7 separate regions of the Homo sapiens genome follow, and all the other regions are linked to region 3. The links are chromatin contacts, found by Hi-C or POLR2A ChIA-PET in ENCODE. All regions are on one chromosome and are shown on one strand. The core of a region is the stretch at or near the end of the contact, and the rest is flanking DNA. Distances in the headings are between cores, read along the strand shown.

Evidence for each region. Hi-C counts contacts between places; a loop is a spot of excess contacts on that map. ChIA-PET counts read pairs that join two places held with the same protein, here RNA polymerase II (POLR2A). Pooled maps may share reads with other maps.
Region 1: a map of natural killer cell shows a loop between it and region 3 (29-fold over the local background). The contact joins the promoter of TOMM7 here to the promoter of POLR1F in region 3. A Hi-C loop is called at or near these places in 2 of 168 maps with a recorded cell type or tissue (CD8-positive, alpha-beta T cell and natural killer cell) and 7 of 50 pooled maps.
Region 2: a map of CD8-positive, alpha-beta T cell shows a loop between it and region 3 (11-fold over the local background). The contact joins the promoter of CRPPA here to the promoter of POLR1F in region 3. A Hi-C loop is called at or near these places in 3 of 168 maps with a recorded cell type or tissue (CD8-positive, alpha-beta T cell and naive thymus-derived CD4-positive, alpha-beta T cell) and 10 of 50 pooled maps.
Region 4: a map of CD8-positive, alpha-beta T cell shows a loop between it and region 3 (23-fold over the local background). The contact joins the promoter of KLHL7-DT here to the promoter of POLR1F in region 3. A Hi-C loop is called at or near these places in 4 of 168 maps with a recorded cell type or tissue (CD4-positive, alpha-beta memory T cell, CD8-positive, alpha-beta T cell and naive thymus-derived CD4-positive, alpha-beta T cell) and 9 of 50 pooled maps. POLR2A ChIA-PET finds 5 or more read pairs at or near these places in 1 of 52 experiments (CD4-positive, alpha-beta memory T cell).
Region 5: a map of CD8-positive, alpha-beta T cell shows a loop between it and region 3 (5-fold over the local background). The contact joins the promoter of HYCC1 here to the promoter of POLR1F in region 3. A Hi-C loop is called at or near these places in 2 of 168 maps with a recorded cell type or tissue (CD8-positive, alpha-beta T cell and naive thymus-derived CD4-positive, alpha-beta T cell) and 8 of 50 pooled maps.
Region 6: a map of naive thymus-derived CD4-positive, alpha-beta T cell shows a loop between it and region 3 (18-fold over the local background). The contact joins the promoter of PALS2 here to the promoter of POLR1F in region 3. A Hi-C loop is called at or near these places in 3 of 168 maps with a recorded cell type or tissue (CD4-positive, alpha-beta memory T cell and naive thymus-derived CD4-positive, alpha-beta T cell) and 8 of 50 pooled maps.
Region 7: a loop to region 3 is called in a map of B cell, with 20 times the contacts of the local background. The contact joins the promoter of NUP42 here to the promoter of POLR1F in region 3. A Hi-C loop is called at or near these places in 5 of 168 maps with a recorded cell type or tissue (B cell, CD4-positive, alpha-beta T cell, CD4-positive, alpha-beta memory T cell and 2 more) and 14 of 50 pooled maps. POLR2A ChIA-PET finds 5 or more read pairs at or near these places in 2 of 52 experiments (CD4-positive, alpha-beta T cell and CD8-positive, alpha-beta memory T cell).

The regions. Positions count from the first base shown.
Region 1 is chr7:22,820,803-22,824,281 of GRCh38, forward strand. TOMM7 (translocase of outer mitochondrial membrane 7) reads right to left here and starts at 2,047. Exons shown (of 3, transcript NM_019059.5): 1 at 1,875-2,047. The coding sequence starts at 1,977. LOC112267993 (a long non-coding RNA gene) reads left to right here and starts at 2,155. Exons shown (of 3, transcript XR_002956543.2): 1 at 2,155-2,897. RefSeq lists enhancers at 1,528-2,288, 1,958-2,037, 2,068-2,277.
Region 2 is chr7:16,420,288-16,423,693 of GRCh38, forward strand. It overlaps CRPPA (CDP-L-ribitol pyrophosphorylase A), which reads right to left and starts at 1,251. Exons shown (of 10, transcript NM_001101426.4): 1 at 779-1,251. The coding sequence starts at 1,035. LOC105375168 (a long non-coding RNA gene) reads left to right here and starts at 399. Exons shown (of 5, transcript XR_007060223.1): 1 at 399-695; 2 at 2,693-2,750. RefSeq lists silencers at 842-901, 922-1,061.
Region 3 is chr7:19,707,533-19,710,934 of GRCh38, forward strand. It overlaps POLR1F (RNA polymerase I subunit F), which reads right to left and starts at 1,505. Exons shown (of 4, transcript NM_001002926.2): 1 at 1,231-1,505. The coding sequence starts at 1,484. RefSeq lists enhancers at 629-1,233, 1,198-1,267, 1,234-1,836, 1,378-1,657.
Region 4 is chr7:23,103,763-23,107,250 of GRCh38, forward strand. KLHL7-DT (KLHL7 divergent transcript) reads right to left here and starts at 1,941. Exons shown (of 3, transcript NR_046220.1): 1 at 1,797-1,941; 2 at 488-555. It overlaps KLHL7 (kelch like family member 7), which reads left to right and starts at 2,023. Exons shown (of 11, transcript NM_001031710.3): 1 at 2,023-2,384. The coding sequence starts at 2,265. RefSeq lists enhancers at 1,211-2,197, 1,820-2,009, 2,130-2,409, 2,198-3,184, 2,890-2,969.
Region 5 is chr7:23,012,342-23,016,259 of GRCh38, forward strand. HYCC1 (hyccin PI4KA lipid kinase complex subunit 1) reads right to left here and starts at 1,789. Exons shown (of 11, transcript NM_032581.4): 1 at 1,584-1,789. RefSeq lists enhancers at 491-1,172, 1,590-1,779, 1,940-2,119 and a silencer at 1,130-1,399.
Region 6 is chr7:24,572,043-24,575,681 of GRCh38, forward strand. PALS2 (protein associated with LIN7 2, MAGUK p55 family member) reads left to right here and starts at 1,410. Exons shown (of 12, transcript NM_001303037.2): 1 at 1,410-1,551. RefSeq lists enhancers at 559-628, 649-748, 1,614-2,113, 2,059-2,108, 2,159-2,278 and a silencer at 889-1,958.
Region 7 is chr7:23,180,330-23,183,960 of GRCh38, forward strand. NUP42 (nucleoporin 42) reads left to right here and starts at 1,719. Exons shown (of 7, transcript NM_007342.3): 1 at 1,719-1,877. The coding sequence starts at 1,757. RefSeq lists enhancers at 1,314-1,913, 2,014-2,083.

The DNA.
Region 1 (3,479 bases), core at 797-3,296, 3.1 Mb after region 3:
ATGTTTTTTTAAAAAATTGCACCCAGAATAAGGGAGAAAAACGTCTTTTTAAGTTCTATAATCCCAGGTTATCAGTTGGCTTGCAACTCATGGAGAAATAGAAACCACAGCTGCTTAGTCAGAGTGTACTTTATCTTATACAATGCATGACACCTAAATTAAATAGGAAGCAGCACCTTGTTAAAACCATAGCATTTTAAAATGTGAAACTGAGTTTTACAATTGTCAAACTATATGCTCAAACTGACACAGCTGGGATGAAAAACCTGCTCTTTCCCTTTCACCGAACTGCCTGAGTGGGGCAGTAAAATTAAAAAGAAAAAACTTGGCCAGGCACGGTGGCTCACGCCTGTAATCCCAGCACTTTGGGAGGCCGAGGCGGGCGGATCACGAGGTCAGGAGATCGAGACCATCCTGGCTAACACGGTGAAACCCCGTTTCTAGTAAAAATACAAAATATTAGCCCGGCATGGTGGCGGGCGCTGTAGTCCCAGCTGTGCGGGAGGCTGAGGCAGGAGAATGGCGAGAACCCGGGAGGCGGAGCTTGCAGTGAGCTGAGATCGCGCCACTGCACTCCAGCCTGGGCGAGGCAGACCCCGTCTCAAAAAAAAAAAAAAAAAAGAAAAAGAAAAAACTACAGCCTGGCCGCGGTGATTCACACTTGTAATCCCAGCACTTTGGGAGGCCGCGCGCGGGGCGGAGGCCGGCTGGAGGGGAGGTAGCTAACTTGAGGCCAGGAGTTTGAGGCCAGCCTGGCCCACATAAGCAAAACCCCGTCTCTACTAAAAATATAAACATTAGCCGCGAGCGGTGGCTGCAAGTCTGTAATCACAGCTACTCGGGAGGCTAAGGGGGAAGGATCGCTTGATCCCGAGAGGCAGAGATTGCGGTGGGCAGAGATCGCGCCACTACACTCCAGCCTGGGCACACAGCGACTGTCTCAAAAAGGAAAAAAGGAAAAAAAAAGACAGAAAAGAAAAGAAAAAACTACAGAATAGGTCCCAGTCTGCAACCCTAACTGAAAAATATTAACAAATCCTTGCAGTAAGTGACCGAGCCTGTTGGCACCAGCCTGTAGTCCCAGCTACTTGGGAGACTGAGGTGGAAGGATCGCTAGAGCACAGGAGGGGAAGGTTGCAATGAGCCGGGATAGCGCCACTGCACTCCAGTCTGGGTGACAGAGCGAGACTCTGTCTTAAAAACAAAAACCAAAAAAACCCCAAATCCTTTAAGTGCGCTATAATGGTTAAGACTATGGGCTCTGATGCCCCACTGCCTGAGCCCCTAACTCCCTCAGTCAGCATAGCTGTGCGACCTTGGCAAAAAAGTTTCTCTACGGCTGTTTCCTCACCTGTAAAATGGGGGCAGTAATAGAAATCATCCAAACCCTTCATCGTACAGGTAAGAAAGCAGAGGCATCCAACGACTATTATTATAATCATGCTTTCATGGCAGTGGTACTTTCACGAGGTGTCTCGATTCCCTGAACAGGACTCTTTCCACTTAGGACCACATGGAGCGGTGAGGAAAAACACCCCGAGAACCACCTAGTGCTAGAGAGTGAATTAGTGACTTTCACATCCACTGGGGTCATCCAACCCTCCCTACAATCCCGAGAAATATGACCTCCACTTTAAGGATGCAAAAATAGAAAAGGAGGGATTGCAAGACTGCTTAAAGACCATGCAACTATAAAGCGATAGAACGGGAACTCGAACTCAGGTTAGATCGGCCCCACTTGACCAGACAGCCTCAGGGGCCGTGCACGGCAGTGTCCCCTATTTTTCTCTCCCTCCCCCGACGGCCAAAAATGGGGCTGCTGTCTCCGCCACCCTCTTCCCTCCAGTCACTTTCCCGGTTCTTCTCCCACTGACCCAGGTAAATCACAAGAGGGATAAAGCCCCAGCGAATGGCAAACTGGCTCCCCTTGAAGAGCTGCTGTAGTCTCTGCTTGGCCTCTTTGCTCAGCTTCACCATGGCGACGGCCGTGTGGCGCAGGGAGGACCCCTTACAGCAACCACAGCGTCGGGAATCCGAAAGGGAAAGGAGGTGCGCAGGCGCCACACACGGCCTTTACGGCAGGAGTCGTGAGCGTCGCCAGCAGAGGTCGTAATTCATCGCCTTTAACCTTCCCTGCTCTTCCGCCTCGCCGGCAGTAGTAGGCGCATGCGTGGTTGCGATCATGGCTGGCGGTAACTTCGCGTTTCTGTTACCCATTTTTAAAACGCATCTTCAGGTGTTCCTTCCTTCTCATGGAAGGAACATTAATTAAATTCAGAGGGACTGGGTTTTAGTCCTAACTCTTATTCCTACTGGCTGTGTAACCGTGGACAAATTATTTAACTTCTCAGAATCAGGTTGTTCAAACCTGAGGTTGAACTGCAAAAAGGTTACGAAGTGACACTCAGTAGGGCCCGAATCCATGTTTTCTTTGATCCCAATCTTTTTTAAAAAAATTTCTTTTAATTACTTGCCAACATTTTAGAATTTGGAAATCTCACATGAAATTCTGGACTTTTGAAGCTGAGGAATTCCATTGCAACAATCAAGGAGACTAAATAGGAAATGACACTTCTGTTTGGCCATCTTGCCCTCATTGGTTTAGAATGGCAGTGGTTCTCAACCCTGGCTGCACATTAGAATCACTTTAGGAGAGGTAAAACCATACTCACGCTGGAGACCTACTCCTAGAAATTCTAAAGAGTTTGGGGCTGGGAACTGGCCATTGATCTGCCTTTGAAGTTTCCCAAGTGATTCCCAACCTCTGATGTAATAAATTTCTGGCTGCTGTCGTATTTGAGATTTGACCCCCCCAGGTCTAAGACTTAATTGATTTTTAAGGCTGTAAGACATTTCTAAGACTTTGACTTTTAAGACTTTCCTGCCTCATTCTGAAGGTACGTAGTCGTTTTCTGTGCCCAATGTCTGTGCTCCTAAAAATTTCCCCTTGCTGACCTCTGTGGCTTGCGCCTGTAATTCTGGCTATTTGGGAGGCTGAGGCGGGAGGACCACTTGAGTTTGATGCTGCAGTGAGCTGTGATTGGGTCACTTGCTGTAAGCTCCCAAAGGGTTCACTTTGCCCGCTGCCTGGACAGAGCCGATTGATCAACACTGGGGAATTACAATAAAGAGTAATTCACGCAGAGCTGGCTGTGCAGGAGACCAGAGTTTTATTATTACTCAAATCAGTATCCCATAGCATTCGGGGATCAGAGTTTTTAAGGACAATTTGGTGCGTGGGGAGACAGCCAGTAAGTCGGAAGTGCTGATTGGTTGGGTCAGAGATGAAATCACAGGGAGTGGAAGCTGTCTTGTACTGCCTCAGTTCCTGGGTCGGGGCCACAAGATCAGATGAGCCAGTTTGCCGATCTGGGTGGTGCCAGCTGATCCATTTTGCAGGCTCTGCAAAGTATCTCAAGCACTGATGTTAGGCTTTACAATAGTGTTATTCCCAGGAGCAATTTGGGAAGGGTCAGAAT
Region 2 (3,406 bases), core at 1-2,500, 3.3 Mb before region 3:
ATATTTGTAATGCCGCTGCTTCCCACCCCTGCACCCTCGCCCCAAGCTCCACCTCATTACTCAGTGCTAAAAGCAAAGTAAGTTAATATTATAACATACCCCTTCATTTCACTTCCTCAGCTCCTCACGACTGTTCCCCTAGTCCTCCTTATCCCATTCCCTGTCTCCTTCATTTCCCCAACTAGTTAACTTCAGTGCCCTTTCTAAGATAAAGGGGGTATGACCTCAAATTCAGGCTTAAAGCCCTTTCCACCATTGAAAGGTTATTAAATTCTGCTCCTCTCCCCTCCTGCAGCACCTAGTAATTAGCGCAGCCTGTCTCACAGAAGGTGCTCAGTAAATGAATGAAAAAAACGAACACACGCCCTGGAAACTTCAGTGTGCACGTACAACTCAATCCACGCATGCGCGGAGGCAGAGCCCCAGGACCGCGAGACTATCCGCACAGCTTCTCCTCAGGCCCCACAGCTAGAACCCCAAATCGCCTAGTCCCAACCCATGCACTCTCTAATCGGCGCCACACGACGGGCCTTCCCCACAACCTCATCTGCTTGGGGACGTAAAGGGCTCTGTGGGGGAGCTGCAGCTTTCGTGCCCATCTGTTAAAGGCCAGAACTTCCCATCTCTGAAATGCGGGAGGGAACAGAGCTCAAGCTTGAATAACTGAGCGCGGCCCGGCAGTCCCCCAAGTGAAGGTGCTAGCGCTAGAGCAGCGGCAGGGCGGGGAGCGGGAGGCCGGGCCCCAGGGAACCGCGGGGCGCGCCCGGCGCCGCATTACCTCTCCAGGGCCTGTAGGGTGTAGCTGATGAGCGGCCTCTCCAGGATGGGGCAGAATTGCTTCGGGGTGGGGACCCCCATCCTCTCCCCGCACCCCCCGGCAGGCAACACAGCTGCCACGGCTTGCGGGTGGCGCCCGGGCTCGGTCCCGGCCACGCTCTGCAGGGAGGCGGAAGCCGTGTGGTCCGCGCCGCGCTGACCACTCAGGCAAGGACCCGGCTCCGCCGGCCTGGCGCTGCCCGGCGGCCCGGCCTCCATGGCTGCGGGCGGAACGGCGAGCCCCGCTAGCCTCGGGCCGATGCGACCCCGCGCTGCTCCCACCCTCGGCCGGGGTCGCGGGGCGAAGGGCAGACCACGGAGAGGGACGCAGAGCGCGCAAGCAGAAGGCGCCCCCCTCAGCCGTCGGAGCCCCGCTGTTGCTGCCCCGCAGGGGACGATCCCGACAGCTACGGCAGCAGCTGAGGCTGCCGATCTGCCCTCGCGGCTCGGCTGCGGCCTCCGCACCCGGTCCCAGCGCCTGCGGGAGGGCTGACTTGCCCGCTCTGCGCTTCCCCCGGGCAGGCCCAGCTGTCGCCGCAAGTGGAAATGTCAGAACGCCCTACATATCTAAAGATCGCAGATACTCAAGGGCCATGAGTATGCAGGAGAGGTCAGGCCTCTGTCCCATCCCTCCCTGCTTTAAAATTTCGGAAGAGATTGGGATTCAAGTCACAGGATGGGACGTAGGGTGCGTATGCACCTCGATTATCTGAATTCCATTAAGCTCTGGAGGCTTCCTGGTTCCACCTGGGGTAAAGACAGATGGATTAGCAAGTGTTATTGTGGCACATCAATAATCCAAACTGTGGTGGCTCTCAAACTTGTCTGCACTTTGGAACCACCTGGGGAGCGTGTCCTGACACGCTCAGAGATTGGGATTTAATTGGTCTGGTGAGCACCGGACTTTGGAATGTTTTTAAAGATCCTCGGGTGATTCTGATGAGCAGGCATGTTTTGGAACCATAGGGTCAAAGCAATACTAATTGCTGAACAATCGATACACCTTATGTCATTTAGTCCCCAGAAGAACTCAACTATTGCCATTTCCCTTTTTACAAAGGGGAAAAGACGTTAAAATGGTTAATTTATGTAAGATTGCACAACTAATGGCAGAGGAGCCTTAAGGCCCTCATACAGAAGTAGGCCAAAGTTGAAGAATTCCAGGCCTAAAGCATATCTTACCTTATTTAGTACTCTTGTTGCTGGTGAGGTTTACCATGAAAGTATAGTGAGAATTTGGAGGAGAGCACTATTGTATTAGGTCCCTGGAATGTAAACTCCATGCAAGCAGCAACATTTTTCTTTTGGCTTGGGTTGTGTGTGTGTGCCCAGCTCCTGGAATGTAACACAAGCTTAATATGTATTGAATGAATTGCTGATTAAATAGATTAATGATCATTAAAGTGTATAATCATCAGTAATTCAGTCTTAATCCAGTGGCTTATGATTAATAAAAAATAATCTTTTTAAACACTGGAAATGTTATCTAGTTGTAGTATTACAATTTTTATTTTTACCTGTTTTCTTGAGAGCATATAAAAATATGTTTTCTGCTTTTCCTTTTTGTTTAGTCTTATTGAAGGCATTCTTTCACTTTTGTTACTTTTATTATAATTAGCATTTAGGTCCTGTGCTAGTTGGTTTCTTAACTGAAAAGTGGGTGCCATAATATACTTCCTTGTAATTTTTATTGCTATCGTTCCTTTCTAATTTGATCTCGAGGTCTCTCTCTTACGAGTGGCCATAAGCCAGAACAGCCACTCTTCAGGAGAGCCCTGGCCCAGAGAGGAAAGCTAGGTTCTGGTGTGCAGGTGAGACGCCAGAGGAGGCAGCACACAAAACATGTGAAATAACAGGCGCATTTTATTACTTACAGATTCACCAGAGAATAAGCCTGATGGAAGTCTGGAGATAACAGGACTCCCAACCAGCAGGTGGGGTGCAAGAGAGAGGACCTGTGGGGCTGTGTTAAGGTCCAAAGGCTTTATCCCTTAGGCTTTCCAGAGGGGGTTGTGGATTGACTAGTTTAAAGAAAACACCAGCAAAGGGAGAACTTGACTCTGGTGTTGACCATTGGGTTTTATCATGGTTAGCAGCTGTTGGGTTTTTGGTCATGGAATGAGGAATAAGTGTTCTATATCACAGGGAGGGGAAGTTTTAAGTAGGCCACAGGTGACGTGATACAACTGGGTTTCAAACAGCTTATATCAGGCCTAAAAATGGATGCCCAGGCAGCAACTATATTAAACAAGTTTGGCACAATACTTGACTTCATAGCGCCACTACCACACCTGTATCAAGCATTTAAATATCTGTTGACTAACTGGGTGGATAAATAAATGAGTCTATCTATGAGAGCAGGAAGGCAAATCGAATTAGTATTTCTATTAATATTGATCTTTAAACCTCCCTTTTTAATCTAAAGGTGGAGTTGTTATAAAGGTATTCTTCCTTTACTTAATCTTGAGTGAAGAAAAGTAGAGTAATAAAGCTCTTGTTATACTAATTGCTATAGAATAATTTTATATAATTAAACATTGACAAATTTTAACTAGAATCTTAGTTTTGTTCTTAGAGCAGATATATCAAT
Region 3 (3,402 bases), core at 255-2,754:
CTCTGGGCAAAGCATACCAGTTCACATCCAGTATCCGTTTGTTTATGCCACTCTCTTTGCCTGGAATGTTACCATGTTAAAGTACCCTCTTCAATCAAGTTGTTCTCAAAGGTCCCAAGATCCAAATTCTACACTCCTTATCTTATTAGATTTCTGTCAAATTTTAACACTTTACTATTTATTGGCTTGTATTTGTATCTCTCCTACAGCTTAAAGCTCCTTGAAACAGAGATTTTATTTTTTGTTTTTGTATCTCAAGTGTTCGGTATGTAATATAAACATACAAGAAGTGTATATTGGTGCTTGGAAGAATCTGCAGATTCTAGACATGGGTGGAGGTCCAGGATCCCTTAAGAAACTGATAAAAACTTCCGATGCAGTGCCCAAGGAACTTCACATAGGAATTCCTGAAGGGCAATCATGAATCCCTAGAGAATCCATTCCCTCTAGTTTTAGAACCCCGCTTTTAAACCAAAGTATAGTCCAGAGGAATACTCAAGCACATGCCCGCGCCCCCCGCCCCACACCTCTGTAATTCTAAGTTTTCAAGTCACTTTTGAATACCGTAATATAAATGCATACGTTTTGGTTTTTTCTCTCCCCAAAGCAACAGGCTCACTAGTTCGACTGAATAAATCTTCTTAAAAACAACAAAATCCCGCTAAACTAATGGCATTTTCATAATCCCCAGATCAGGTCCAAGAGAAGAGAAAATGGGGAAATTACCAGAGCGAAATCCAACAACAAAAAAGGTCCTTCATGTTTTACAAATAGAACGGTTGTACTAATGCTTCGTATGCTATCTTCTATGGAATGAGAATCTACTCAAGCACTGCAAACCAGATTTTTATCGTCAAATGAGAAAGCATCATCCGTAAGGGGATAAATGAAACGTTGAATGCCAAACAGAACTGGGCCTACTAGGTCTCCAGATCCCTGGTCTTTTCCTACCCCTACACCAGGGTTCTGGAGCAAGAATCTCCACTCCCTCCGCCCACACCTGAACTTCATCTTTAAGTTTTCTTCTCTATCTATGAAAGGGACCCTGTATAGATCTTTACCAGAGCGGTACTGGCCTTGAGGGACGGATCGCGACTCTAGAAATCCAGGGGGCTAAGCTCTGGGGGGCAATGCGACCTTTGCCATTTGCCCCTTTCTGCTGCGTCGTCAGCACATCCACCTGCTTTACTTCCCGTGCACAAAAGAAGGAACAGGCAAAGAGATCGGTACCTCTCAGAATAGCGAAGGAGCTCCGCATCAAGCTGTTCTCGAATGCCGGTGCGTTTCCTGTTAAGGTAGCGGGGCGACAGCGCGATGTGCCTTTGGTGCGGCCCGGCCACCAGGCATGAGTAGCGACTGTTCACCAGCGCACAAGCAGCGGCATAAGTCGGCAACTCTAGGCAAGGCAGGACGCCAGCCTGCCCTACCAGAGACCCATCAGAAGCCGCCGCTGGCCGCGGCGCCTCTGAGCAACCTGCAGCCATGCTGCTTGTCAAGGTTCCCACGGCGCGCGCCGTTGACGCAAGCACAATCCCATGTCCCCGGCGCTCGTTTTACGCCATCCACCAACGACCACGCCCCTAGGAATTTCCCCTCTTTTCGCTGCATTACGCAGCCCTGACCAGCAGGGGGAACCGCGTTTTCGCGCTTCGAGAACGGGAGCTTAGAGCCTCGGAAATGCATTGAGCACGCAGGAAAGCCAACCGACTGCTCTTTTAAGGGCAGGCAAATGTGTGTTTTCGCACAGAGGCTTATTGGATTAAGTAGGTAGCTTAAAAATGGGGGTTCTCACTTTGATCATTTCCAGTAGTGAGGTGGGTTTGGTAGAATTTTACAGGCTTGGACTGTACAATAAAAAATCAAAATATTTATGGAGTATATTTTATGCAGTACACGGAATCCTAAGCAGGCCTGATAATTGTAATGCAACGCATCTGAAAACGAACCCACTAGTTCTCTCCTGTCCCGCTTCTCTTCTCATTATGCAACTGCTAAATCAGGGAATCATACAGCCAAGCTGTCAGCCTCGGATCCTCTTTTGTATCCCCAAGTATCAAATCAGCCTGAAGACCTGTATTGCCCAAAGTGGAAATATCATTCTATTTGGACACTATTCTCTTTCCCTGCCGCCAAAACCGCAGGACTCCCTGCCTGTGGAAGCCTAGCTCAATGGTCAGGAGGACACTCTGGGGCAGCCAGATCTTCCCTGAAATACATATGATCGTGTTGTGCCCTGTTTAAGCCCTACATAGGCACCCCATTTTCTCTAGGACAACACAAACTCATGAAAATGGCTTATAAGTTACAAGGCCATTTTGTGATCTGCGTGGGCACACAGCCTCTCTCTTCAGCTTCATTTGTCACACTCCCCACCCTAATATTATCATGCTGCTTGATCTACTTTCAGGTCTCTCTTTGTGCAGTCTCACGCTGTTCCTTCCACCAGGGAATATAATAGCATTTTTCACAAGGGTAAATTCTACTCATGTATGAATTTCTAGCTTAGATTTTACATTCTATACCTTTGCAAAGAGTTTTCAAGCACCCCACTCCTCTTTCTCTATAAGGATTAGGTAGTTACCCATCTATGTTGGTTTTTATGTTAATTTTTTATTAACTGTCTTTGCTTGCCTGTTCCATCAATAGATTCCTACACTCACTAAAGTGGGGACCATAATATCTGTATTGTTCACTACAGTAGCCCCCCACAATTTATCCCTCCTCCAAAGAAACGAAACCAAGAAAAACCCAACCAATACATCTTGAATGAATAACCTGATAGTGAGTTAATAAATAATAAGTGATAAAGAGCTCACAGCCTAAGTGGAAGTGGGATCTAAACATAAACATATAACAGGTTATGCTGGATAAGTGCCAAGAGAAATGTATAGCAGTGATGTGAGTATTAACATACTCCCTCATCTCCTAAATACTGCAAAAAGCCTCTTAGCCTCTCTAAACCTGATTTCTGACTTGTAAAATACGAAAAATAATACTTGCCCTGCTACCTTAGAGAGATGATAGGAGGGTCAAACAAGATAAATAAAAGGCATTTTCTTTAATATTCCTTAAATAACTGCAAACTCAGCATGAGATGATAGTGGGATGAGACTGCCCCCAAAACCTAATAGTAGACACTTTTAAGTCCATAAATGGGAAACATAATGGCTTTTACCTTCATTTTGTTGCAAAGTCCTGTGATACCCCTGTGCAGGACCCTTTTGTTCAATGTGCTCAAACTTGGCTAAACAATGAAGTCACCTAAGGTGAGGAGCTTTAAGAACTCCTGATGCCCGGATGACATCACAGATCAATTCAATCAAAACCTCTCCAGGTGACTACACCTTACAGTCAAGATGGATCTAGACTGGCTGTAAGTGATTTGAATGAAAACAATTTGGC
Region 4 (3,488 bases), core at 691-3,190, 3.4 Mb after region 3:
TTGGGAAACCAAAAAATTTGTGTGATTCACTTTACTGCGATATTTACTTTATGTGGTGGTCTGGAACAGAACCCAAAATATCTCTGAAGTATGTGTGTATTATTAACTCAGTAAAGTAATTTTAAGTGTCTTGTGCTGGCACCCCTCTAAGCATTTTTATAAACCTTACGCCAGTTCCATGTAGTAGGTTCTACTTTCACAGATAAGGAGACTGAGGCATAACAGAAGTTAATCAATTTGCCCAAAGTTGCACAACTAGAAAGTTGAGATGTTTGACTTTGCATCCAGGCAAAGTCTCATGCTTAATCCCTGTACTATATAATCTCTGTGGCCTCTTTGAGCTCTGAATCCTATGGCTCTTCCATGAACTTTGATGTTTTATATTCAGCAATATGTAAAAAGACTGTTCTAACATCAAGGACTAAGGATGCTGTTCCTCGTTTCTTTTTTGCCTTATTACAGGACAGCATTCTTTTTCATCACTTACATTTCTGCCTTTGAATCACGGATCCTTCATCTCCCAAGGCCTTAGAGTTAGAAGACAGATTTCTACTTCTTTTCAATTAAAAAAAAAAGAAAAAAATTTATTCCGTTTTTCTTCAGTGTCCTGGGTCATTTAATAAAGTGAATGAAAAATTTTCTCATTTATAATTTTATTAACAATAAATTATTCCTATTGCCAGGGTTCACCTGAAATCCCCAAATCAACTAGTTAAAATAGAGGCACATCTGAGAACCTCTAGATTAATAGAAGAAAGATAAAGAGTACAGAGACATAAGTATCTTACTCTTTTGTAAAAATTGAGGCGTATATATAGCTTGCTCTTTCATCTGGATTATGCTATATGGTTTGTCCTCAACAAGAAAAGTATACTGTGGGCCAGGCCTGGCCGCTCATTCCTGTAATCCCAGCACTTTGGGAGGCCTAGGCGGGAGGATTGCATAACACCAGGAGTTCGAGACAAGCCTGGGCAACATAGTGTGACCTCTTCACCACCACCACCACCACCACCACCACCACCAAAAAAATTTAAAAATTAAAACTTAGCCCAGAGTGGTGTTGCACGCCTGTAGTTTCAGCTACTTGGGAGGCTGAGATGGGAGGATTGCTTGAGCCCAGGAGTGCTGAGGCTTCAGTGAGCTATGATTAGCCACTGCACCGCACCCCCAGCCTGGGCGACAGGGCCGAGACCCTGCCTCCAAAAAAAAAAAAAAAAGCCTCAATGGTGTAAATTATTTTACATAAAATGTCTCTGTATAGTCCTATATAGACCGAGGAGGAAAACCAATGAGATATAAAGTTTTCATAATGTTAAATAATGTACAATTTCAAATAATCCTGTATATTACTATACAGTAGAAAGAATATGGTTACAAAAAACATTTCCATGAGGGCTGTGATTGAGTTCCGTGTTCCCGTAAAACACTTAGAGAAGCCTAACTGAAGATTTCTAGAACCGACTGACAACTGATTTCAGTTGTAAACACACAGTAAGCCAGCCTAGTTAGGCAGACATTCATTGCACGCCAAGGAGACACCAACGGGACTGTGTGCTCTTGCGTTATGAATCCCACGAAAATAAATCTTGTGCTCCGTGTAACATGACTTTAACTTGCAGTAATATCCTTTCATCATTTAATATTTATTGAGCGCCTACCATACACCAGGCTCAGATACTGCACTGAACACCGACCCTGTCCCATGAAGCCTTACACTGATGGGAGACACCTTTGCATGTTCCACAACCCAATTATCAAAAAAAAAAAAAAAAAAAAGATAATCACGTAACCGAAACCTGGAAATCTGCCTTGGGCACACAAAAGAGCAGGCGCGACCTCGGACCAGCTCCGAGGCAAAATTCACTCAGCGCGGGACAGCGACAGGGAATCCGGCCGCACCTGTGCCTGCAGTCTCATTGCTCGGAACGGCGCGCCACTGTGACGTGTCAGGCCCCGCCCCTGACTCTCCTCATAGTGCCCCCGCCTCCTTGCGCGAAGTGCGCAGGCTCCTGGGCAGGGCTCGGGTTCTGCCCGGGGACGCAGCCCAGTTGGTAGCGTCGCTCCCTGAGCGTTTCTAAGGGGGCCGCCCGGCCTTGTCTTTCGGCAGTGGCCGAGCCACCGCCGCCTGCCGCGCGTTCCAGAGCTGGGCGCTGCAGCTGCACTGCCGATCGCCGTGTTTGGTCGATAGAATCCCCAGTGTGCCCAGAGAGTGCGACCCCTCGCCCGGCCCGGCGAGCCCCGGGCGTGAACCGAGCTGAGGGAGGATGGCAGCCTCTGGGGTGGAGAAGAGCAGCAAGAAGAAGACCGAGAAGAAACTTGCTGCTCGGGAAGAAGCTAAATTGTTGGCGGGTTTCATGGGCGTCATGAATAACATGCGGAAACAGGTACCGCCTCTGTGGGAGTGACGGACGACGGTGGGAGGTGGTCCGGGGCTCGGGCCCCTGGTTCCCGGGGTGGAACCCCGCGCCCTGTGGATCGCGCCCCTCTTTCTCTGTCCTCGCCCCTCCTTCCGTTTTCGCAGGCGAGCGATTCCGCAGTTGGTAGAGGGGCGCGTAAAACAATTCTCGAGCAAAAGTGCTTCTCGTCTGCCGAGGATGTAGCTCCCAAGTCAGACTCCTGGGGGACTCCTCAGGCTGGCTTTCGCCGTCGGGTATCGGTTGTGTAACAGCTCTGCCCTAGTTATCTCTTTGTGGGGCGAGGATCCTTCCATTGGCGAGCCGTTTTAAGGTGCCGTGAGATCTTGTGTGAAGAAACCCGTTGGCATAGCCCAAACCGAAGCCCCCAAAGGGAGGAGAGTTGCTGGCCTGACATCAGCTGCTCTTAAATAAGGATCCCCGCCCCCTCCTGTGTTCCCCGGTGGAGCTAGTTGAAGAGGAGTCCTCCTGTTCGTGCTAATTTAGAGCAGAAGCAGCCATCGATAAATACCATGCCATCTTCTAAGGGCACTGTGCGCCTCTGTTATTAAGAGGAGCTCTTTGTTCTGTCCTTGGTGTGTGGTGCATTCGTGAAATTCTGCAGCACATCGGCGAAAGGTGGGTTATGAAAAGAACGGATTTTAACGCTGGCGAAGGTGAAACAAAGAGGCTTTTTTTTTTTTTAATTCCATAACATCTACACCGATAAGCATAGAAAGTCACTTTTTCCTTTCTGTAAGCTTTATTTATAGATAATACACATCTAAGTAGATTTGTGGGAATGTTTGGGTTTTGTTGACTGGGATCCTGTTTCAAGGGGACAAAGCAGGATGTGAGTTATGTGTAACTGCAAAACCTAGTTTGCTTTGTCTGGTGGTTCTGCTGGGAATATGGGCAACAGTAGAGGAATTTAAGATTTTTATGAAGATATTAACTTCTGGTTTCTATAAGCAAACGCTGACTGCTGGGATTTTGTCTTTGTTCACCAGCTCCTGCTACAGTGCACCAGTGCAGTCTGTGGGAATGCTTTTAAATCTTTCCTGGCCTGGCCTTTGTGCTGAAGTACTGTGAATG
Region 5 (3,918 bases), core at 539-3,038, 3.3 Mb after region 3:
GCAGAGCAAGGATAAACGCTGACCCAGCTAATGCCTTATCGGGTGTCTGTATCCAGGTACTGCTAATGCCGATGACTAAGAAGGTTTCTAATCCTTCTAATCCCTCATGGTAATTTCAATAAATCGAATAAGGATAAACGAGCCAAATCCAGAATTTGTTTCCTAAATATGTGATGCTTTTCCCCCTTGCCACTTGGTTTGATTGAACTGATTATTTGAATAGCTGACTTTGAAGCCACTATTGGCCAAGCAGATCTTAAATGTTTTTCCTTCCTTGTCTTTGCCTGCACTTCAAAAATATGGTGGTTTAGACTACTATTCATCCTGTAAACCTTAAAATGTATTCACCTAAAGAAAAAAAAATACTTGGAAATGTCGGGGGAGGTGGGGTGCCTGTGGATGTTAGCAGTAGAATGTTTTCATGGAAAACAAGCCTCCCAGTCTTTCTGACTTTATGGCAATAAGATTTGAAAGCTGAAAACCTCAAACTGTAAAGTGTTACATGAACCAAAGAGGTGGCCCACCTGCTCCAAAAACTACTGTGTGATCCAAGGATAAATAATTTGCAAAAGGTCAGCTTGGCCCTACTGCCTGTAGGGCAGTCTCTGAGATAAGAAGTAGCTGCCGGTGGAACAAATTCCCCCTACCTGAAGAGCGCCGCGGCTGCCAGGCTTGTGATAGTGTATTTCTCAGAGAGCAGATTCTGTGCAGTACTAAACCACTTAGGCAAAATTAAAATCTTTCAGGAATGTCTAAACTCACAAAGCACACATGTGCAAGCTGACGGGCAGACAGCAAATTTCGGGGAAGCGTACAAACTTGGGGGTGTTTTAATGCAACCATTTTCAGCCAAACCCCCGAGGATTCCCGAGTATGTTAAAATGAGCCTCAGGAGAGGAATAACTCATAGAAAGAAGGGGCAAGGGCTCAAGAAGAGATCTTCAGCGAAATAACCAAGGAAGGAAGCGTGGCTGCTGTCTGAACCTCTCCGCCCTGCAGGGGACCAAAGACCGACTCGGGCCAACGCTGCTCTCCAGGGGGCGAGGGCGGGGGGTCGACAGTGACCATTGTGGCCACCAGACCGGACGGACAGTGGCGGCCTCGCCGAAGTAGAGGGCGCGAGTGGGAGAGGAGGCAGAGGCCAGAGCATCCGCCGCGGCAGGGAGGGGACGGGGGGCTCCCGCCCCAGGCCCACCCGGCAGAGGGGCGGCCGGTGGGGCCGAGGCGGCGGCACCCGGGTCACAGCAGGAGGCTGGACTGCTCCTCGCCGGGAAGGAAAGACCCGAGTCGCGCGCACAAAGCTGCCGCCCTCCAGGCAGCGGGCAGGCTGCGCCCAACTTCGGGGCGAGCAGCGCCGGCCGCAGCCCACCCGCCCGCCAGCCGCCCCCAGCGCCCCGCGCCGCCTCGCACCCACCCATGGCGCCTCGCGCGGGAGCCGTTACCCCCAGTGGAGCCGCGGCCCCAGGGACAAAGTCCCGGTCCTGTCCTCGCCGCCGCCTCGCCCCGGCTCCTCCCTGACAAAAAAAAGTTATCCGTTGCCGGACGCCCTGGGGGCCCGGCGTGGGTCTCTCGGCTGGACTCACCAGGGCGGCTGCCGGAGCTCCACCTGCAGGACCTCGACTCGTGAGGCTCTCAGCGACAGCGACGGAGGCTGCTCTGCTTCCTCCCGAGTAGCAGCACCACCTGCTCCCCTTCTTCCTAGCAGAACGGGTCCCGGTGAGCCATCTTCCCCCTCCTCTCACTGACTGACAACCCAGCCGGGAGAGCCACCACTGCCGCCAGCCTCTCTGACAGGCACGACCAGGGACCCGTCCTCAAGCAGCCAACCACCACCGCCCCACGCCAGTTCAGCCTATCGCCGTCCTCCGGGGCGGGATCAGAACAACTTCTCCACCAATGAGAATCTTCTTCTGCTGGGCCTGGGGCGGAGCCATGAGGCGCCTTGAGTGGGCGTGGTCTGAGCAATGGGCGTGATCCGGGCGTCCGAGGGAAGTTGATTGACTGTAAGGTTTGCGGTGGCCGCTAGGCGATGACAATCAGCGAAGGTCTCTTAGATTCTGAGCCGTTAGGGCTTATGGCCTTCTCAGAAAAAAATAAACCTTACCGGATGATGTGAAGGGTATCAATTTGTTTCTCTTTTGTGAGAAAAGAGAAACAAATTGATAATTTACTAGTCAGTAGGATTTACTTCCCTGTAATTAAATTCACAAGAATTTATCAAAATCTTATCAAATCCCGGGAGGAAAAAAAAATTACGTTTTTGCAAAATGGAAATACAAACTTCCCCCTCACTACATCATTGCTTTTGGGCTTAGCCTGGAAAAAGTCAAATACGATGCCTCAGTTTTCTTTCCATGGGGGTTGTTTTTATTTTTTCCATCATTCCTCCCTACTTTTTCTCTGAACATATACTAAATGTTTTGTATAATAACTGGAACCCGAGAACACCTGAACCTGCGCCTGCAGACAGTACTGCTGTTTTTGACCTTGTAAACCTCTCCTACCACATCCTTCTCAAGACTGGTCAGGATTAATTAGAAGAAAAACTGACCTCCACCCTAGAAGACAGGAAGTTCATTCTAGCTTTACACTAGAAATGGGCAGGATTTCTCCAGAAACACTAAGTGAACTTTTCAAACATGCTGAACTCATAAATAACAAGCACATAAATAAGAAGATATATTACTTGATATCAAAAGGGTATCAAGCAAACAATTTCAGGTAATTATTAGGGCAGATTGCTAAAACAGATAGGATCCCCCTCCAAAGGGAGGATCAGATTAATGAGTAAATAATAACAAACTACAGTGATAAGGACAATAGAGATTGGTTCAATGAGCAATGGAAACAGAGGACAAGAAATGACTGTTTAGGAAAGTCAGCGAACTCCACAAGGAAGGTAATGTTTGAGTTGGATCTTAAAAGGTAAATGGGAGTTTGCCAGAGAAGAAAGTCAAAGGGTATTTCAGAAAGGGAGAACACCATGTTCAAAGGCATGGAGCTGTGAAAGGGCACAGAGCCATTGTGGAATGTTGAGAAGGTAGATGGGGTTAAATGATGAGGAACGGCCAAAAATTGGGCTGGAGCAAAAGGTTGAGGTGAGATTGTAAAAGACCTCACAAGCTACACTAAGATATTCAGACAAGCACTGTCCAGCAGAGCTTTCTGCACTGGTGAAAATGTTCTATATTTGTGTTGTCCAAAATAGTAGCCATTAGCCACATGTGGCTATCAAATACTTGAAATGTGGTGTGACTGAAGAGCTCAATGTATTTATTTATTTATTTATTTATTTTTGAGACAAGGTCTCACTCTGTCACCCAAACTGGGGTAGAGTGCTTAAGTGATCCTCCCACCTCAGCCTCCCAAAGTGCTGGGATTACAGACATGAACTACCATACACGGCTGAAACTCAATTTTTAATTTTTTTTTTTTTTGGCAGAGTCTCCCTCTGTCACCCAGGCTGGAGTACAGTGGTGGGATCTTACCTCACTGCACTTCCACTTCCCAGGTTCAAGCAATTCTCCTGCCTCAGCCTCCTGAGTAGCTGGGGTTACATGAACTCACCACCACACCCAGCTAATTTTTGTATTTTTTGTAGAGACAGGGGTTCACCATGTTGGCCAGGCTGGTCTCGAACTCCTGACCTCAGGTGCTCCACCCACCTCAGCCTCCCAAAGTGCTGGGATTACAGGTGTGAACCACCATGTCTGGCATTAATTTTTAATTTTAACTTTAACAACTCCCATATTGGATAGCTCAGGTTTAGATTTTCTTCTTAAGGCAATGAGGGACAGACAACAGCTTTTAATCATGTGGACAATGCAATCAGGTTTCTTTTAAATGGTGAGAATCCAAAGAAAAAAAAACAGGGTAGAGAGGAAATTCTTGACAGATCAGACTGACTTAATTTAGGTC
Region 6 (3,639 bases), core at 160-2,659, 4.9 Mb after region 3:
TCTCTCTCCCTTCCATGCCTGCCACATTCACAAAGAGAGGAGACAATACAACTTATAACTTCATCTCTGAATCCAAAGGGCCATGATGCACGCATTTATTCTGCAAACACTTATTAATGGTCTGGTTTGTGCAAGGTGCCCAAGAGAAGCCAGGAAAGGCTGCACAGAGGAGGCCACCTCATAACACTCCTCACACGTAAAGTTTGACTTGCACTTTCTACGTTCATGGTTTGAAAAGATTGCAGTAAGCATTTTGTAAAATGTAAATTACATTCTTCAATTTTAGGAAGAACACAATAGTTTTTCCAAAAGCCGCCTGTCACAGGTCTGAGGGTTCACAGAGCTCTTTTAAGGGGATCGGAAGTTCTCTGGCTGCCTTGCTATGTTTTTCTAGCCAGAAGTCTCTGCTGCAGTGCATTGCTCAGTTCCTTTCAACTGAAAAATTAAATCTGCACTTCTGTCAAAATGTGTCATCTACACATCCGGACACTCATCACAGTTCACCAAGCTCTACGCAGAGTCCAGGCTGAAAGGATGGCATGCCCTCCCCAACCCCACCCTTTTGAGGTCTGGGAAGCCCAGGTGCTGGGGAGGAGCTGAACAACTGTGTCCAGGGAGTGTCTGGCAAAGCCGACCCAGGGAGTTCCACGGGAGCCTCGGTGCTATGAAAAGAGCCAGTGTCCATGCATTTCCTCGGGTGTGAATCACACTGCCCGGTCGGGCCTTTGGGAAAAAATTAATGAAGGACACAGTCAGCGCCGTAGAACCTGCCAAATACACATCAGATCCAGTGGAGTCTGTGAAGGGGGAGGGGGAGATTTTTCCAGAGGCTTTTCTTCTCGTTCCATTTCTCTTTTGTGCCCCACGACTGGGTTCTTGAATGTAAAACTCTCAGAAAGGTCAGGGCGGAGCCTGTTTTATGCCCCGAGGAGTATCTTGCCCACCCGTAAATGCTGACAGACAGCTGCGACTTCGGCCCAGGAGACCCGGCGGGGACTGGGTCCGACCAGCCCTCTCTCGCGGGCGCAGGTCCGGGACCCCTGAAGCGAGCCGGCCGGGCGCAGAGCGCAGTCAGTCTGGGCGCTCAGAAGCTGGGAGGGGGCTCCACCTGGGCGCCCAGCCGCGGCGGGAGGGGCGGGGCCCGGCTTTCCGGAGGCGGTGGCACCTCCTCGCGCCCGAGCGCGCGCTCCCCGACGTCCGGCGCACGCGCGAGGCCGGCTGGGAGCGCGCCCAAGCGGCGGCGGCGGCGGCGGCTGGAGGAGGAGGAGGAGGAGGAGGAGGAGGAGGAGGGCGGCTGAGGCGCGGCTGGCTGCGCGCGCGGAGGCAGCGGCGGGGGCGACCGGAGCTGGGGCAGAGTGGGGAGCGAGGGAGGGGGAGGAGAGAGAGGGAGGCGGAGGGCAGTGAGAGACGCATTTCCAGTTCTCAACTACGAGCCACGAGTTTGCAGATGGGGCTGCTCGGCGGCGCCTGTGGCTGAGGGAGAGCAGCGGCGGCGGGGAGCGACCGGGAGCGGCGGCAGCGGCGGCGCGGAGGCGGCTGAGGTGCGAGCCGGTGAGTTAACTGGACCCCCACGCCGCTCGGGTAACGGTCGCGCCGCGCGCCGGGCCGGCCGGGGGCGCCCTGTTGCTCGGCGCGGCGCGCCACGCGGGGACCCTGGCCCGCCCCGCCCCCCTCGGCACCTGGGCTTCGGCGGGCGCGGGGAAGAGGGACCGGCAGGCGGCGGCGGCGGCGCCGCGGTCGGGGAGGCTGCTGGCCGCCCCCAGCCCGGCCCGCGCGGAAGGGGCGCTCGGCCGGGCTCCTGCCTCTCTGGCTGCGGGCGGCTGGGCGGGCCGGAGCTCGGCAACGTGTCTGGCCCATGCTGCTTGCCGCCGCTCCCCACGCGCTCCCCGGCGCGGCCCCGACTGGGGCTAGGGCCGCAGACGCGCGGGGCCCCTTCGGGCGCGGGGCTTGGGTGCCTACACCTCTGCGGCGGGAGTCGCGGTGGAGCCTGAATGGAGAGCCGGCCTGGGGGCGGCGTTGCTGTGACTGACACCTCCGGGGTCTGTCCCGAGAGGGGGTGATTCCGCCGGCTCCCGGTTCTCTCCCGAGCTCGGAGTTGGTAGGGGAGGAGGCTTTCTCCAACTACCGCCGCTACTTCCGAGGTACGAGACTCCAGTTGTTTGGCCAAAGTGGCTGTGGGCCGAGCACAGGCTGCCGCGGGGGCGTTCGCTGCTGAGATCGTGCTCGCGGATTCTCGGTACGTTTGTCTGAAACCAAATAGGTGCTGGGGCTTTTTTATTTTGGCTGGGTGGAGGGTCAGCAGGGGAGTCGATTGAGGTATCCGACCGTGTGGTGACAGGATGTGGATTGGTTGGTAGATGTTTTTTTGCAGAAGGACTTTTTAACACTTTACTGGGAGTTTATTCTCAATCCTACCAGTTTCTGGGATTGCAGCTCGAGATTACATTTGTTAAACTTCCATCAGTTGGGTGTGCATCTGTGTAGGGGGTGGGGGTGAAGCGAGGGAGAGAATTGAAGACTGCCGGGGAAGCTCAGAAAATTCTCCGCATTACTTATAAACAGCCGGGTAAGGTCAGGCTAGCCACGTTTTATTCTTTCCTACGCCTTTGGAGAGTGTTGGAATTTTACTTTGTGCTTCAAGTATATTACAAGTGGTCTTGTAGTGTAGCTGAGAACGTTTGGGGTGCGTTAAAATGCGTTTCAATTGGAGTATGATTTAGCAGCCATTTCTTCCCGTGAAATTTTGCAAATCATTTGTAAACTTATGTTGGTCGAATATACCAGGCGAAGTAACATTTTTAGTAATGCGGTATATAGTTTCCGTATATAGGTATAGCAACGGACCTCAAGTAATATTGCTTATTGTAGGCATCTACTGTGCAATGATAGGGTAGTGGGTAGTAGGCCTGATTATAGTTATGTCTTCTGAGGCCTTGTTAACAGTAAACAAAGAACTTTTGTGGGTTGTGTCATTTTGAGGTCATTTGTACCTTAAATCTATCATATATTTAAATAGGTGTTTAAATGCGTGTTTGCACGATGTGTTACTCTTTAAGGTCCATGTTTCCTTCATTCTGGACTACGGTTACATAATACACAAATGGTAACACTTTTAATTGCTCAATTTTGTCCTATGGAGACTGCACACCATCTTTATGAAAGAGGTGTGTATGTGTCCTTACTGATGCCACCGAATTCTTGACATCTGGAATGTCAAAATGAATTATTTTGCATTCTAGGTTAAATCAACACTGGAAAAATTAAGGTGTTTAAGCAAGTCTAGTAGCTCTATATAAGACAGAATCTTTTTTTTTCTTTAGGCCAACTGTTGGATTTTTAAAAATGAATCATATTTTTAAACATTTGAGGGAGCAGTTTGCTTCTGAGTCTCATTTTAGGCTGAAATTGTTCCAGAGCACTACATAGCCTGCTTCTCTCTTTCTCTCCCCACTCCCCCTCTTTTTAGCTTGAGATAACCAAGAAGACATAACTGTGACTCTATGTGTTATCTTTTTAAAAAGTTGTTTTAAAATTGAAGTTGCTTGTTTGAATATTTACTATCCCTTTACATGCTTTACTACTTAATAATGGATTAGCAGAATAAAACAGATATTTTAATTAAATGTCTTTCATATTTTT
Region 7 (3,631 bases), core at 469-2,968, 3.5 Mb after region 3:
CAATGATTCCGAACTGAACCCTTTTCCTCTAAAGGACAATATTGGGACATTTGGCAAAACATAAATGGAGTCTAAGGATTAGAGAGTAGTAGTGCATCAGTATCAATGTCCTAATTTTGTTGGCTGTGTTGTGGTTATGTAGAATGCCCTGGTTTGTTTGTAGAAAATATACAATAAGTATTTGGATCATGGGGCATTAGGTCTGCAACATAGTCTCAAATGGTTCAGGAAAAAAGTTCTTTGTACTGTTATTTGTAACTTTTCCATAAATTTGTTTCAAAATAAATGAATTGCATTGATTAAAGAAAATAAAAAACTAGTTTGGACAAGTAGTTCCCGTCCTGTAGATTCTGCTGTCTTCAAAATCCAAACAAATTACATGAGCAAGAATGATGGCTCACTCCCAGCTCAATAATCCTAAAACCACCAGCACAAACCTGTAATCCAACAAAGTCAGATCTATTGACTTATTGCAATCAAGAAGACTGCACACCAGAGGAGCTGTGGTGTGTCTCACCGTACAAAATAAAAGGTAGTTATTGTATGTTTTGGCGGGGAGAGTGAAGTTTAGGTGAAATTTAAATGAAATCTCAAAGCATAGCTGTGTGTAAAGGCATTAACATCAGGTCTGGACGAGAATTGAATGTAGGGCATGTTTCCTTGGAAACTGCAAAGTTAAGAAAATACAGAATGTTTTCAGAACCGTTTATCTGAAGCTCTACACCTGGATAGAAATTGAGGCTGCTTCTCTGCGTCAAAGAGACTTAGATCCTCCAGGCAAGGATGGGACTTTTCACTCGTTCTGATATAATTTCAAATAGCAACGTTTATGTGGACTTGAAAGAACAAGGTTTCGGCCAGACGCGGTGGCTCACACCTGTAATCGCAGCACTTTGGGAGGCGGACGCGGGCGGATCACGAGGTCAGAAAATAGAGACCATCCTGGCTAACACGGTGAAACCGTGTCTACTAAAAATACAAAAAAATTAGCCGGGCGTGGTGGCGGGCACCTGTAGTCCCAGCTACTCGGGAGGCTGAGGCACGAGAACGGCATGAACCTTGGAGGCAGAGCTTGCCTCCAAGCTCTGCCACTGTACTCCAGCCTGGGCGACAGAGCGAGACTCCGTCTCAAAAAAAAAAAAAAAAAAGAAGAAATAACAAGGTTTCTCAGTGTGTAGTAAGAATGTACTTAAGTGGTAATACTTTTCCGTTGCAGCATGTCCTAAAAGAAACATTGTTTCCTCTTAACGTCGTCTGGCTTTATTTGACTCTGTTATCCATCCAGATGAAAGGCTAGGCAGTTTGTTACTTTCTCAGCCCAAGCTAAGTTTTACCGTCTCAGCAAGAACGACTCAGTCTCTCAAATCATAGCTAATTCTCCTCTGAGGGCCTTGCTGAAGTTCTGCGTTTGCTTGCTCCGCTTTCCTCTCATTTTGGACCTCCAGCCTTCCTGTAGTCCGAGGCCCTGCACCGGGGTCAAACGCGCCTCCGGTCTTCACGTAACCGTTCAAGCATCCCTCCTTCCCAGGACACACTCAAAGCGTCAGAGCGGTCCGCTCTTCTCAAGTCCTATTGGCTCAAGTCCATGCGTCTCATGGCACTGCCGGGTGAGAGGCGGAAAAAGGCCTTCCCAGGCGCGAGAAGATGACGTCACAGTAGCCCGGCCGGGCGCCGAGGTTGCCTTAGGGCTCTCTGCCCAGTAACAGGCATCGAACGGTGCAGACTGAAGACGCCCTCCGTCAGCGACGCCGTCGCAATGGCCATTTGTCAATTCTTCCTTCAAGGCCGGTGCCGCTTTGGAGATCGGTGCTGGAACGAACATCCCGGTGCTAGGGGTGCAGGAGGAGGACGGCAGCAACCGCAGCAGCAGCCTTCAGGTGACTCTCCTCTGAATCCTCCGCGGTAACCGAGCCGGGAAGGGTCCGCCGGCGGGGACCGGGCGTCCCGCGTGTTTCCCGCTGCTGGTGACCCCAACGTGCCCGCGTCGCGGCCTTGCCGGCCCTACTGGGCCCTGCACAACGTTTTTAAACCGAGGGTTTTATCTACATATTATTCATGTGGTCCGTTTTTATTGAGCTTCTGAGGACCTGGGTTTGGGCCTGGATGCTTGTGCGAAACTGAGTTTTTAAATCGGAAGTACCTATCGAAACTACCTTGTAGGTAAATGCCGGAATTGAATATAATTTTTACTAAGTTGTTTTTTCGAGGGTGAGGCTAGCAGCTTGGGTCAGAATCAGGACTTCATTTTGGAGAAGTCGTGGACTTCTTTGAAAAAATCTAATAAAACCGGCCGGGCGGTGGCTCACGCCTGTAATCCCAGCACTTTGGGAGGCCGAGGCGGGCGGATCACGAGGTCAGGAGTTTGAGACCAGCCTGACCAACATAGTGAAACACCGTCTTTACTAAAAATACCAAAAAAAAAAAAAAAAAAAAAAATAGCCGGGCGTGGTGGCGCGCGCCTGTAATCCCAGCTACTCATGAGGCTGAGACAGGAGAATCGCTTGAACCCGGGAGGTGGAGGTTGCAGTGGGCCGAGATCGTGCCACTGCACTCCAGCCTGGGCGACAGAGCGAGACTATCAAAAAAAAAAAAAGAAAGAAAGAAAAGAAAAAAAGAAAATCTAATAAAACCTATAGAGCCATACCGCAAAAATGCACCTGCTCATAAATTTGGGGTGAAATTGGGAATGTGGGACGCCCAGTTAAGGGCTATCCGGGAGGTGAGGAAAGGAGATGCGGGGGCCACGTTGATCTAGTCCCTGGGCCTAGATCATTGTCAAAGCTTTTTATCTTCAAGGAAAGGAGAGATTAGACATGAAACCTTAGAACAACACAAGATTTTTAAAGATCGGGTTAATAATTCGGTGCTGTCTCCCTTCCTTCCCCTCCTTTAGGGCTATTCATCTGACCTTTATTTTTTTATTTTATTTTGAGACGGAGTCTTGCTCTCTCAGTCAGGCGGCTCACTGCGACCTCCGCCTCCCAGGCTCAAGCGATTCTTATGCCTCAGTCTCCCGAGTAGCTGGGATTACGGGTGCCCGCCACCATGCCCTTGATAATTTTTGTATTTTTAGTAGAGACAGGGTTTTGCCATTTTGGCCATACCGGTCTCGAACTCGTGACCTAAGGTGATACTCCCGCTTCCGTCTTTCAAAGTGCTGGGATTACAGGCGTGAGCGACCGCGGCGGGCCTCATCTAACCTTTAAACCTTGTATTGCGTGATGGTTTCACGTCTGATCCCACTTCAGGGAAGACAGTCCTTTTATTTCCTCCACAATTAATCTAGTGAAATATTTCAGACCGAAAATTAGGACTCATGTCTGATGAATGTGAGTGTAAACAAAATTTGGCAGACAAATTGTATTTAGCTCCCAGAAACAAATGAATGTTTCTGGAATTATAAGTATGAAGACCAAAAGCAATGTAAAAAAAAAAAAAAAAAAAAAAAAGGAGGAAGTGAGTTTCTTCAGTTGTATCATCCCCCAGTGAATTTGGAACTTTAGAAGAAGAAGATACCATTAACTTCTACTTGAGGGATCTGGTCTAGCAATCTCCACTTTTTTTTTTTTTTTTTTTAGGGTAGTTTAGAGTTGCAGGATGAACTTTCACAACTGGGCATGTGTGTCATTCT